2 separate regions of the Homo sapiens genome follow, and region 2 is linked to region 1. Evidence: chromatin contacts called from ENCODE Hi-C or POLR2A ChIA-PET data. All regions are on one chromosome and are shown on one strand. The core of a region is the stretch at or near the end of the contact, and the rest is flanking DNA. Distances in the headings are between cores, read along the strand shown. Region 1 holds the start of FAHD2B (fumarylacetoacetate hydrolase domain containing 2B). Region 2 overlaps ANKRD23 (ankyrin repeat domain 23).

Region 1 (5,933 bases), core at 491-2,990:
TCTTTCAATTTTCTATCTGTATATCTTCTTTGGTGAAGTGTCTGTTTAAATATTTTGTCCATTTAAAAAATTGAATTGTTTGATTTTATCTATTGATTTTAAGTGCTCTTTCTATATTCTGGATACAAGTCTTTTATCAAATATAGCCTCTGAAGATCTTTTCTTTCAGGCTGTAACTTAGCTTTTCAGAAAGTCTTTGGGAGCTATGGCTTAATGAAACACTTACGCCAGGTTCTCCTCAGCACATCCCCCTGATCACAGCCACCCCCATAGGCTCCATTTCTTTTTTTTTTTTTTTTTTTTTTTGAGACAGAGTCTCGCTCTGTTCCCCAGTGGTGTGATCTGGGCTCACTGCAAGCTCTGCCTCCCGGGTTCAGGCCATTCTCCTGCCTCAGCCTCCCGAATAGCTGGGACTACAGGCGCCCGCCAACACGCCCGGCTAATTTTTTGTATATTTAGTGGAGACGGCGTTTCATAATGTTGGCCGGGATGGTCTCGATCTCCTGATCTGATTCGCCCACCTTGGCCTCCCAAAGTGCTGGGATTACAGGTGTGAGCCACCGCACCCGGCCATAGGTTCCATTTCTATATCAGTGGTGACTTTCTGCAAGCTAGGCTGAAGTCCCAAGCTCCAGACCCACGTCTCCAACTGCCCACCGTTCAATGCCCTTTGGATGTCCCATGCAAATTGGAGCTCACTATCATCTCCCCAGACCCGCTGCTCCTCCAGAAGCCCTGTCTCCATGAACGGCCCTGCACCTACCGGGCTAGAGACCCAGGAGCCGGCCTTGTACCTGCTTCCTTCTCACTTCCACCTCCTGTCATCCAGAGCTGTCAGTTCTTCTTCCTGAACATCTCTGGACACTCACCTTCTCCGCCAAGCACCGCACCACCATTGTTCTCACCCGCACCACCCACCCAGATACCTTTCCTTAGACGGGTGGCCAGAGAAAAACTTCTCAAATAGAAGTCGGGCCATGGCACGCCACTGAGGACCTTCCAGCGGTCTCCTGTGCACTTAAACGAGGTCCAGACTCCTTTGTGGGACAAGTAAAGCTCTTGATGATCTGGTCCTTGAGTAATGTGGGGGCCTCTTGCCCAGAGCCCCTCACACTCTTCAAAGCCGGCAGCTGAAGAGCTGAGCAGTAGCTGTCTGTGGAGTTCAGCCACCGCTCCCCGCACGCCTGCCCTCTGCAGGGGATGGAGCACCGTTTCCCCACTTCCCCACCTGCGCCCAGCAGTGCAGGTGAAGGCCTGGCTGCGGAGAGTGGCTGGGAAACGCTGAGCTTTGGGGTCAGGAATGCCAGCTCCACTACTCACCGCCTGTGTCACCCTGGGAAAACAGCTCTGGCCCCAGGTTCTCCATAAGTAAAACAGGGTCACTCATCCCTCCCCTCCTTAACGACATATGTCAGAATCAGAAGCCACAAATCATTCTCTCCCACCCAGCACGCTGCCTTGGTCTCCTAGACCACTTTCCCCAACAATGGGAAAGGCGCCAGGCCCAGAACAAGGCCGAGACCGGATGAGGCCAGCGAAGCGCCCAGGGACAAACTTTCAGGCAGCGCCCACTCTCGGTCTCGGGCAATTGCAGGGTCCCTCCGAGAGCGACCGTCTCCAGAAAACGCGGCCGCCGCCTGCCTATGCCCTGAGCCTGAAGAGCCCCCGGCGCCGCCCGCCCCGCACTGGGCCCGCCCTCCGGGATTGGTGCCCTGCTAGGGGTGGTTGCCTGTGACGTCACAGGACGCGCCCGCTTCTCGCTGGAGTGCGCACCGAGCGGCAGTGACTTCGCCGCTGCTGTAGTTCCCCGGCTGGATGCGGTGACTGGTGCCAGTGCTCAGGCGCCCGCTGCCCTTGACCTCCCGCCCCGCGAGCCCTAACTCAGCGCAGGAGGACCGGCTGCCGCCGCCGCCGCCGCCAGGTAGACCAGGCCTGGCTGGGTTAGGCCAGAAGGGTGTCCCTGGCGCAGGTCTCCCGCGGAGGGCAGAACTAGAACCAGGTTCCCGGCCGTTTCCGACCACACGGATGGGGCGGACCCATGTGAGCCCTCACTAATTGCAGGGGACGAAGCTGGGCATATGGGGAAACTGGGGGTTTCCAGGCGAGTGGACGGTGGGATGGGATCCGACGTGCACACCCACGTTTCAGGCTACTGTTTCCACCTCACGTCGCCGCCCCTTTGCTTATGGACTCTTGCAGAGTTGGATTGAGCTCGGACTGTGTGACATAGTGGTTGTTGCAGAAGCCCCAGGGCCACTTTCTGACTAGTACCTTGGGCACCTGACGTCATCCCTTTGAGTCTCAGTGTCCTCTTCTGTAAAGTGAGGGCGCTTTACCTGAGGGGATTGCTGTAAGGTTGGAATGAACCTGCATGTGTGTGTCATGTGGGAAGGGAACAGTCAATGGGGCCTGGAGTTCTCTTGGAGAGCTGGTAACCAGCCTCGTCCCTGAGGCAATAGCCAGAGAGCGCCTGTAGTTTCCCCACGCATGGCTGTTTGCAGGGCCTCTGGAGGATCTCCTGTGGGAGGTCCCTACTTCTCACTACAATCTTTAGGGCCTTTGGAGGATTTCCTATGGAAGGTCCCCACTTCTCACCACAACATTCTGGGTTAAAATGTCCTTGGTAGGAAGATGGGGCTGAAGCTAGATTTTCTTGCTTGCATTACAGGCTTCTGAACCAAGGACTTCAATGTCACCTGGACTTGGATTCACATCCCAGCTCCCTCCCCTCCTAGCTTTAAGACTGTGTAACCTTGGGCAAATCCCTTAACCGCTTTAAGCCTTAACTGTTTCATCTGTAAAATGGGACTAACAGTACCTACCTTCCACAAGCGTCAAGAATTAAATCAGGCCGGGCGCCGTGGCTCACTCCTGTAATACCAACAATTTGGGAGGCCGAGGTGGGCGGATCACAAGGTCAGGAGATCGAGACCATCCTGGCTAACTCAGTGAAACACCGTCTCTACTAAAAATACAAAAATTAGCCGGGCGTGGCGGCATGCGCCTGTAGTCCCAGCTGCTGGGGAGGCTGAGGCAGGAGAATGGCATGAACCCGGGAGGCAGAGCTTGCAGTGAGCCAAGATTGCGCCACTGCACTCCAGCCTGGGCGACAGAGCGAGACTCCATCTCAAAAAAAAAAAAAAAAAAAAAGAATTAAATCAGACATTGTAGGTAGAGCACTTAATAGTTGGCATTCAGCGGCAGCAGTTACTGTTATGTTAGCATGTGGAGTGTCTGAGTGTGTGCACTTTGGCTCGAACAGCCTTTTGACAGTGGCACAGTTGGTGCTTGTGTAAGATAGCAGGGCAGAGAAGTCAAAACTCTGTTTTCTAGTCAAACTGGCGGGCCACAACAGTGGTGACCTAAGTCTAATGAGTCTTTAACTGAACAAGGCAGATTGAATCTCCAAGTGAGGACCAAGAGTCTGGGGCTCAGCTGCCTCAACATTTTTGGGCATAGAAGGCTGTACAATACAAACTGCCTTTGTTGGAAGAGCAAGGAACCATTCAGGGAAGGCACCATGTGGTAAGGAATAGTGGCCAGACTTGGATTCAGAACAAAACAAGAGAATAGTGTTTGTCTTTAAGTGGAGCCTTGGACTCAAAACAGGACCTGAGCTCTGTGGATAATTTCTTTTTTTTTTTTTTTTTTTTTTTGGAGTCGCTCTGTTGCCTGGGCTGGAGGGATGTGGCATGTTCTTGGCTCACTACAACCTCTGCCTCCTGTGTTCAAGTGATTCTCTTGTCTCAGCTTCCCTAGTAGCTGGGATTACAGGTGCCCGCCACCAGTCCTGGCTAATTTTTTTGCATTTTTAGGGGATACAGGGTTTCACCATGTTGGCCAGGCTGGTCTTGAACTCCTGACCTCAAGTGATCCACCCACCTCGACCTCCCAAAGTGCTAGGGATTTCAGGTGTGAGCCACTGCGTCTGGCCCTTGTGGATACTTTCTAGGTGATTTGAGGAGGAAAGGCACAGCCATGTCTCCTGAAGTTAACAAGCATTAAGCTTTCCCAAGTAGTGAAATGTCAAGCCCCTGCTTCTGTCACTTATTTGTTCATTTAGCAGAAAGTCACTGAGAGCCTTCTGTGCACCAGGCACAGTGCTGGGCAGTGAAAGAGACAGACATGTGCCCTGGATCCAGGGAGGAGATGACCAAGTGATGGCTGTCAGGCCTAGACCTTGCTGTTTGTCTGCAGCCTCTTCCCTCAGGCAACTTGTTCTCTATCAGGAGAAATGAAATAATTATTATCTGGGGAGGCAGGTGGGGGTGTTGCTCCTAGAAGACAAGGACAGCCTGGTAGAGGTTCTAGCTTGATCATGTGAGCAGTGGAAACCATTTTAAACAGGACCAAAATAGCATTTAAAAAATTGCTTATGGCCACTGTGAAGCCAGTTTCACCAGCGTCACTTGCCCATGCTAGGCTGCCACCCAGCTAATTCCTGGTCCTGCTCATTTAGCCCAGCTCAGCTCACATCACTTCCTCCAGAAACTAGACAAGGGTAGAGCCCCTGACCATCTTCACAGCATTAGTCCTGATAGCTGAATCTTACGTCAGTTGTTAACATCTGTGACCTGTGCAGGGAGAATGGCAGGGCTGAGTTTGACCTACATTGTTTCCCCAATACCTACAGCAGAGCCAAGCACAGTGGGAACTTTCAGAAAGCACTGGTTGAAGGAACGCTGGAATCCCTGGGACTTACTGCGTAGCATGTAGTAGTTGCTCCTCTACAAAAGTTTCACCTTATGAAGTATAGCAGGTAAAATACAAGCCTGGACCGCTTCCCGTGTGGTATGCAGGGAACGGTTGATGGGGCAAAGGGCCTTGGGCTATAGCCCTAGGAATATCAGGGATGCTGATGATGGCTCTGAGATCCTCCATCTCCTGGATCCTGTGTTTTTCTCTGCAGGCTCTGATGCTGGTGTCTGGTAGAAGAAGATTACTCACAGCTCTGCTGCAGGCTCAGAAGTGGCCCTTTCAACCCTCCAGAGACATGAGACTAGTGCAGTTCCGGGCACCCCACCTGGTGGGGCCTCACTTGGGCCTGGAGACAGGGAATGGTGGAGGGGTTATCAACCTCAATGCCTTTGACCCCACACTCCCAAAGACGATGACGCAGTTCCTAGAGCAGGGAGAGGCCACCCTCTCAGTGGCAAGAAGGTAAGTAAGTGGGCAGCATCGCCCTGAAGCAGCTGCCCTGGTCCCCCTGCACCCTCCCCGCTCTGGGAAACAGCACCAGCAGGTAGCTCTTTTGCAAGGGAGCAGAGTAACCCCACCTTTCCTTTTCTCCCGTTCTCTTAAAAGATCCTTAGAAATCTTACATAATAACATCTTCAGTTTTCAGAGGAGAAAACAGAGAGCTAGGGGAGGTGATTAACAATTTCAAGGCCATACATGTGGTGCTGGAACCAGGACTCTATACTTCATCACACTGCCTCCTCTGGGAATGAAGTCCTGGACTGACTGACGGGTCTGGGCCCGGGGGTCCTAAAAGGCATCTTATGCAGCTGGGGGAGTGATATAGACTCCCAGCTCCTACAAGGAGAGAGGACTGCAAGGAGGTTTTCTATAAGACACTTGGTTCCTGGGTTTGGACTAGATTAGGTGAGAGTGTCCCTGAAGCCTGGACCCCTATAGAATCTGGTCTAAGGAGCTGATGAACAATAAATTAAAAATACTTTAAGATGTCATTTTCATCTATTAAAATGGAAAAAAATACAAATGTTTCACAGCTCACAGTATTAACAGTATGTTCCCATATTGCCATATTCTGCAAAGACTGGAAATCTCCATGCCCCTCATTAGGGACTTGGGTATATCTCTATAGAGCAGTAATATGCAGCCACAAGAAATAAAGAGGACACTCTCTATGTATTGTTACATATTGTTAAGCAGAGATCTCCAAAGTCAGTTGTTTTTTTAAAAGATGTAAA
Region 2 (5,618 bases), core at 1,034-3,533, 260 kb after region 1:
TGCTGGTGATCTTTGGCGTTCCTTGGCTTGTAGATGTATCACCCAACTATTGCCTTCATGTTTGCTGGGCGTTCTGCCTGTGTGCATGCCTGTGTCCATGTGTCTCCCCCAACTTTTTTTTTTTTTTTTTTTTTTTTTTTGAGACGGAGTCTCGCTCTGTTGCCCAGGCTGGAGAGCAGTGGCACGATCTCGGATTACTGCAAGCTCTGCCTCCCGGGTTCATGCCATTCTCCTGCCTCAGCCTCCCGAGTAGCTGGGACCACAGGCACCCGCCACCACGCCCGGCTAATTTTTTTTTGTATTTTTAGTAGAGATGGGGTTTCACCGTGTTAGCCAGGATGGTCTCAATCTCCTGTCCTTGTGGTCTGCCCGCCTCAGCCTCCCAAAGTGCTGGGATTACAGGCATGAGCCACCGCATCCGGCCCACGTGTCCCCTTTCATAAGGACATCAGTCACATTGGATTAGAGCCCACTTTAACACAAGTCATATTGGTGAGGGGCCCACCATACGCCGGTGTGACCTCATCTTAACTAATTACATCCTCAGTGACTCTGTTTCCAAATAAGGTCACATTCTGAGGTACCTGGGGTTAGTACTTCATACGAATCTTGGGGAGATACAAGTCAATCCATAACACACACGCTCACACACACACAGTCTATTCAATCTCCTGGCGTGGGATTAGAATAAGAAACTGCATTAGTACGAGCCAGCAGTGTTCCTTGGTGGGCTGCATGGGACCCGTGGGCCAGACTGGTGAAGCTGTGACATCTTGGGCACCTGCGGCCTTCGGGAGTGATTTGGTCTTGTCTTCAACTGAACCAGCCGCAGTCCCAGGCCCAGGTGGAGCCTGTGGGCCTGGAGATGTTCCTGAAGGCAGCTGCTGAGAACCAGGAGTACCTGATTGACAAGTACTTGACAGACGGAGGGGACCCCAATGCCCATGACAAGGTAGCACAGGTTGGGTGAGTCGGCTGGCAGCAGCTGCAGCTGCAGGAGCGCTGCCTTCAGTGTGTTCAAGTCCTGGCCTAGGAGGCTGCAGGGATTTTCACTCTTATGGGCATGAATCCAGTGGCACCTGCAGACGGAGGAGAGGGAGCGGCCCATCGCGTGGTGGGGGAAGTGGCAATTCCATTCAGGGACCTGGCCCTGGGAAGGGGACCGCGTGGGGTCTCTAGGGGTGGCTGCACTCCCTCTGCCTAATCTTCCATCTCTGCCCTCAGCTCCACCGCACCGCCTTGCACTGGGCCTGTCTGAAGGGTCACAGCCAGCTGGTGAACAAGCTGCTGGTGGCAGGTGCCACAGTGGACGCGCGAGACTTGGTGAGGATGGGGAAAGGCCCAGCCTCTGGTCGACGCCCAGCTTCACATCCCAGCAGCTGAGTGCTTGGGTGCTTTTGTTTTGCAGCTGGACAGGACACCTGTGTTCTGGGCCTGCCGCGGAGGACATCTGGTCATCCTCAAACAGCTGCTTAACCAGGGAGCCCGGGTCAATGCCCGGGACAAGGTGAGGGGCACGGTGCTTTGGGGGCCTGTCGGGAACACGGGAGCAGACGCTGTTCCTGGAGAAGAGAGCACGTAGTCCCATGGGTTAGGGAGGCCTCACCAATCCAGACCCAGCACTGACCCCCACTTGCTCTCAGATCGGGAGCACCCCCCTGCACGTGGCAGTGCGCACCCGGCACCCCGACTGCCTGGAGCACCTCATCGAGTGTGGCGCCCACCTGAACGCACAGGATAAGGTAAGGCAGGCGCTTGGTCTTTTCCGGCTCGGACAGCTCCAGAGGAGCAGGGACTGAGGAGCCCCAGCCAGGACCAGAGGTGCTGTCTGCTCGGTGACAGCAGCCCTGACCTTCCTGCATGAGGAGGGCAGCACGCGGAGGCAGAAGCTTGACTGCCTGCGTTCTCAGCAGGAAGGGGACACGGCTCTGCACGAGGCCGTGCGGCACGGCAGCTACAAAGCCATGAAGCTACTGCTGCTCTATGGGGCCGAGCTGGGGGTGCGGAACGCGGTGAGTGTGGGCGCAGCCCTGGCTCCTGACCCGAGGGCGGGTGGAGCGCCTGCAAGGGACTGACCCACACCGTTGCTCCCAGGCCTCCGTGACCCCGGTGCAGCTGGCTCGAGACTGGCAGCGCGGCATCCGGGAGGCCCTGCAGGCCCACGTGGCGCATCCCCGCACCCGGTGCTGACCGCAGCACCGCCCCCCGCCGCGCCTTTCGCACTGCCACCATTCCATCCTGTGCCCCGCCCCCGCGTCTGCACCTCTGTGGTTCCTGCCCTCAGCCCTGGTTCCTCCCTCTCTGGCCTGTGCCGCCTCAGCAGCCCTGGCAGAACTGAAGAGCGGCACCGGGCCCAGCAGGCAAAGAGAGAGGCCTCCCTGGCTTCGAGTGTCAGGGGAGCCGCGTTCCCTCCCAGGGCTGGAGCAGAGGACCACAAGGCAGCAGAAAGCGCGGGTCCAGATGAGGGCCAGGAAGGGGAGGAGAGTGAGGGCCAAGAACGAGCCTTAAGGGAGCAGTCCCAAGCTGGAGCCACCCAGGGCTGGGTCTGGGAGTCCTCAGTGTCCACTTGTCCCAGGTTAGGGGGCTTGCCTTGCTCTCTCCAGGGCCAGTCTGTGTGTGTGGGGACTCAGCCCGTGGCCGGCAGATGCCATCCAGGATGTACAAGGTGCAGCCAAGGCAGGCCATGCAGGGGCCGGGCCTGTCTGCAGCTGGTGGATGCCTGTGGGCATGGCTTTCTCTGGGGACCCCATTCCTGTCAGTAGCAACCCTGGCAGTGTCCGGAGCGGCTCTAGACAACTTTGGTCATAGGAACTCTGGAGGTGGGTTCTGGTCATCTGAGGTGGCTACTCAACAGGTTTGAGGCCCCACAGCAACAGAAGTCCAGGACCCACTAGGTTGCCTCAGAAGCCCTAAGACTGATGAGCTGGAGCGCGCATTTGAGAGAAGCCTCGCACCCACTGTGTACTGGCCCCGCTCAGGCCGGCCTGGCACACCGTTGCCTGCTGGCGGCTCTCATGGGGAAGCGCCTGGGCACTGGGGATTGCTTGTGGCCCACTCAACTCTTGGGGCAGTGGCCCGTAACCCTAGTTTGCCTGAGGCCCTTATGTCCCCTTATGTTCCTGGTACTGGAGCTTGAGCTCTTGCCTGGAACGCTGCAGCTGCACCCACCCTGCTTGATCCCACCTGGGAGGCCAGGACACTGAGGAGCTCTGAACCCAGCCCACAGGGAAGCAGAGGAAGGTGAGCCCCCGCCGCCCCCCAGCCCTTCCCATCCCTTCCCTGCTCCCTGGTGGTCTAAGGACCCAAGCTCCCTAGACTTCCTCTTCCACCGTCTGTACGTTTCAAATTACACTGGTGTAGGCCTGTACTGCTGGTGGGGCTGGGCCCCTAAACGCCAGAAAGTGAATCTTAAGAAGCTCTGCCCTAAACTGAGAACCACATGCTGAGGGAAGGGCTGAAAGGTGAAGGCTCAGCCTCCCTCACATGGGTCCTGGGTTACATTAGGTACCGGGCTGATTGATAGGCATTTGGCCATGGTTCCTTTTCGTCTACCTTTGGGGGCCTTCTCAGGCCCAGAACAAGGCTGTTGTTACTATGTGGAAAAGCTGACCAGTGCTGCACACTAGGGGCACACACCTTTCCATGAGCAGCTCCTGCCCTGTGGCGACAGCCAGCGTGCACCCAGACGCTGGTGCCATGGCGAAGCAGGCGTTCAAGACCATGGAGAAGACAACTCCTCATCTAGAAAATGAGGACACCTCAGTGACAAACACACCTTTTTATACCAATCAGTATCCTCTGTTCATTAAAACTGGCTATCCATTACAGCCTAGCCGTCTTTCCTGGGCCGAGAGGAGCCCATGCTTCAGTCACCAGGGACTGTCTGATAGGGCCCACGCCTGTTAGCCATGCCGGCCGACAGCAAGATAGGCCGAGTGCAGAGTGGGCGGGATGCGGGGTCCTGGCACTAGGCTTTTGTGCTTAAGGCACCTCTGCTCACTGACGACAAGGTCAAAGAGCAGTGGTTCTCCACCTCAGCTGCTTATCAGAATCACCAGGAAGGTTTAAAAAGTCCTGATGTCCAGACCCTAAGTCAGAAGCCCTGAGGGGAGGATCCAGGTATTCTCATGCAGAGGCCATGCTTGTCTATGTGGGAAATCCTAGGAATCTACAGAAAGCAGACAACTAGGGAGTCCAGCAAAATCTCGGGTGCAAGATAAACACACAAAAACCTGTTTCTACCTCCTAGAAATGAACATGTAGACACAAAAGTTAAAAATATGTACTGTTTACAATTGCTGAAAAAGGGAAATACTTCGGTTTAAATCTAACAAAATATGCAAGGACTTGTATGCTGAAAATTATAAAACGTGATGAAATCAAAGATTTAAATAGACATGCCATGTTCATGGATTGCTAGACAGAATACAGTAAAGATATCAATTCTCCTCAAATTAACATACAGGTTAAATGCAGTTCCTATCAAAATCCTAGAAGATGTTTTGTAGATGTAGACAAGGTTATTCTAAAATTCATATACAAATTTATAGCAAAAATATTTTGAAAAAGAATAGAGTGAGAGGAGGAATCAGTCCAGCTGATTTCAAGATCTACTATATAGCTATGTGAACCAAGAGTGCAATGCTGGCAGAGGCACAGACACACAGATCGACAGAGCCGAGATCATCACGGGAACAGGACCACACAAATATGCCCAGCTGACTTTAAGGTGCAAAAGTAATTCAATGGAGGAAGGACAGCCTTTCAACAAACGGTGCTGGAGCAGCTGGACCAGCTATAGGATTAAAAAAAAAGAACTTTAGCCTAAGTCTTACACATTATACAAAAATTAACATGGCTCACATGCATACTTAAATTTAAAACTATAAAACTTCTTTTAGGAAAAAACAGATAACCTTTGGGATCTAAGACTAGGTAGAGTTGTTCTTAAATGCAACACTAAAAGCAACAGTCCATAAAGGAAATATCAGTAAAGTGGACTTTATCAAAACTGAAAACTTTTGCTCTGTATAAAACCCTGTTAAGAGGGTGAAAAGATGGCCGGGCACGGTGGCTCACACCTGTAATTGTAGTACTTTGGGAGGTTGAGGCAGGCAGATCACTTGAGCTCATGAGTTTGAGACCAGGTGTGGGCAACATGGTGAAACCCCATCTCTATAAAAAATTAGCTGGGCATAGGCTGGGCATGGTGGCTCATGCCTATAATTCCAGCACTTTGGTAGGCTGAGGCGGGCAGATCATCTGAGGTCAGGAGTTTGAGACCAGCCTGACCAACATGGAGAAACCCCATCTCTACTGAAAATACAAAATTAGCCAGGCGTGGTGGCACATGCCTGTAATCCCAGCTACTCGGGAGGCTGAGGCAGTAGAATCACTTGAACTGGGAGGCGGAGGTTGCAGTGAGCCGAGACCACGCCATTGAACTCCAGCCTGGGCAACAAGAGTGAAACTACATCTCAAAAAAAAAAAAAAAAAAAATTAGCTGGGTGTGGTGATAGTCCCATCTACATGGGGAGCTGAAGAGGGAGAACTGCTTGAGTCCAGAAGTCAAGTATACAGTGAGCCAAGATTGTGCCACTGCACTCCACCATGGGTGA

The links. Hi-C counts contacts between places; a loop is a spot of excess contacts on that map. ChIA-PET counts read pairs that join two places held with the same protein, here RNA polymerase II (POLR2A). Pooled maps may share reads with other maps.
Region 2: a pooled map of heart left ventricle shows a loop between it and region 1 (2.8-fold over the local background). The contact joins the enhancer-like site here to the promoter of FAHD2B in region 1. A Hi-C loop is called at or near these places in 2 of 50 pooled maps. POLR2A ChIA-PET finds 5 or more read pairs at or near these places in 4 of 52 experiments (GM10248, WTC11, activated CD4-positive, alpha-beta T cell and 1 more).

What each region holds. Positions count from the first base shown.
Region 1 is chr2:97,090,689-97,096,621 of GRCh38, reverse strand. It overlaps FAHD2B (fumarylacetoacetate hydrolase domain containing 2B), which reads left to right and starts at 1,740. Exons shown (of 9, transcript NM_001320848.2): 1 at 1,740-1,921; 2 at 4,634-4,759; 3 at 4,910-5,160. The coding sequence starts at 4,916.
Region 2 is chr2:96,836,121-96,841,738 of GRCh38, reverse strand. ANKRD23 (ankyrin repeat domain 23) reads left to right here. Exons shown (of 9, transcript NM_144994.8): 4 at 827-952; 5 at 1,225-1,323; 6 at 1,409-1,507; 7 at 1,644-1,742; 8 at 1,914-2,012; 9 at 2,095-3,827. The coding sequence ends at 2,190. It also overlaps a transcript of CNNM3 not described here. Among named protein-coding and RNA genes, the nearest start is that of ANKRD23, 5.1 kb to the left of the region's middle. RefSeq lists enhancers at 1-271, 3,303-3,857, 3,858-4,414 and silencers at 1,864-1,963, 2,104-2,163. Within about 2 kb of position 2,283, at least 4 of the 41 ENCODE cell types and tissues checked have a DNase peak (open chromatin) inside an H3K27ac peak, as active enhancers do.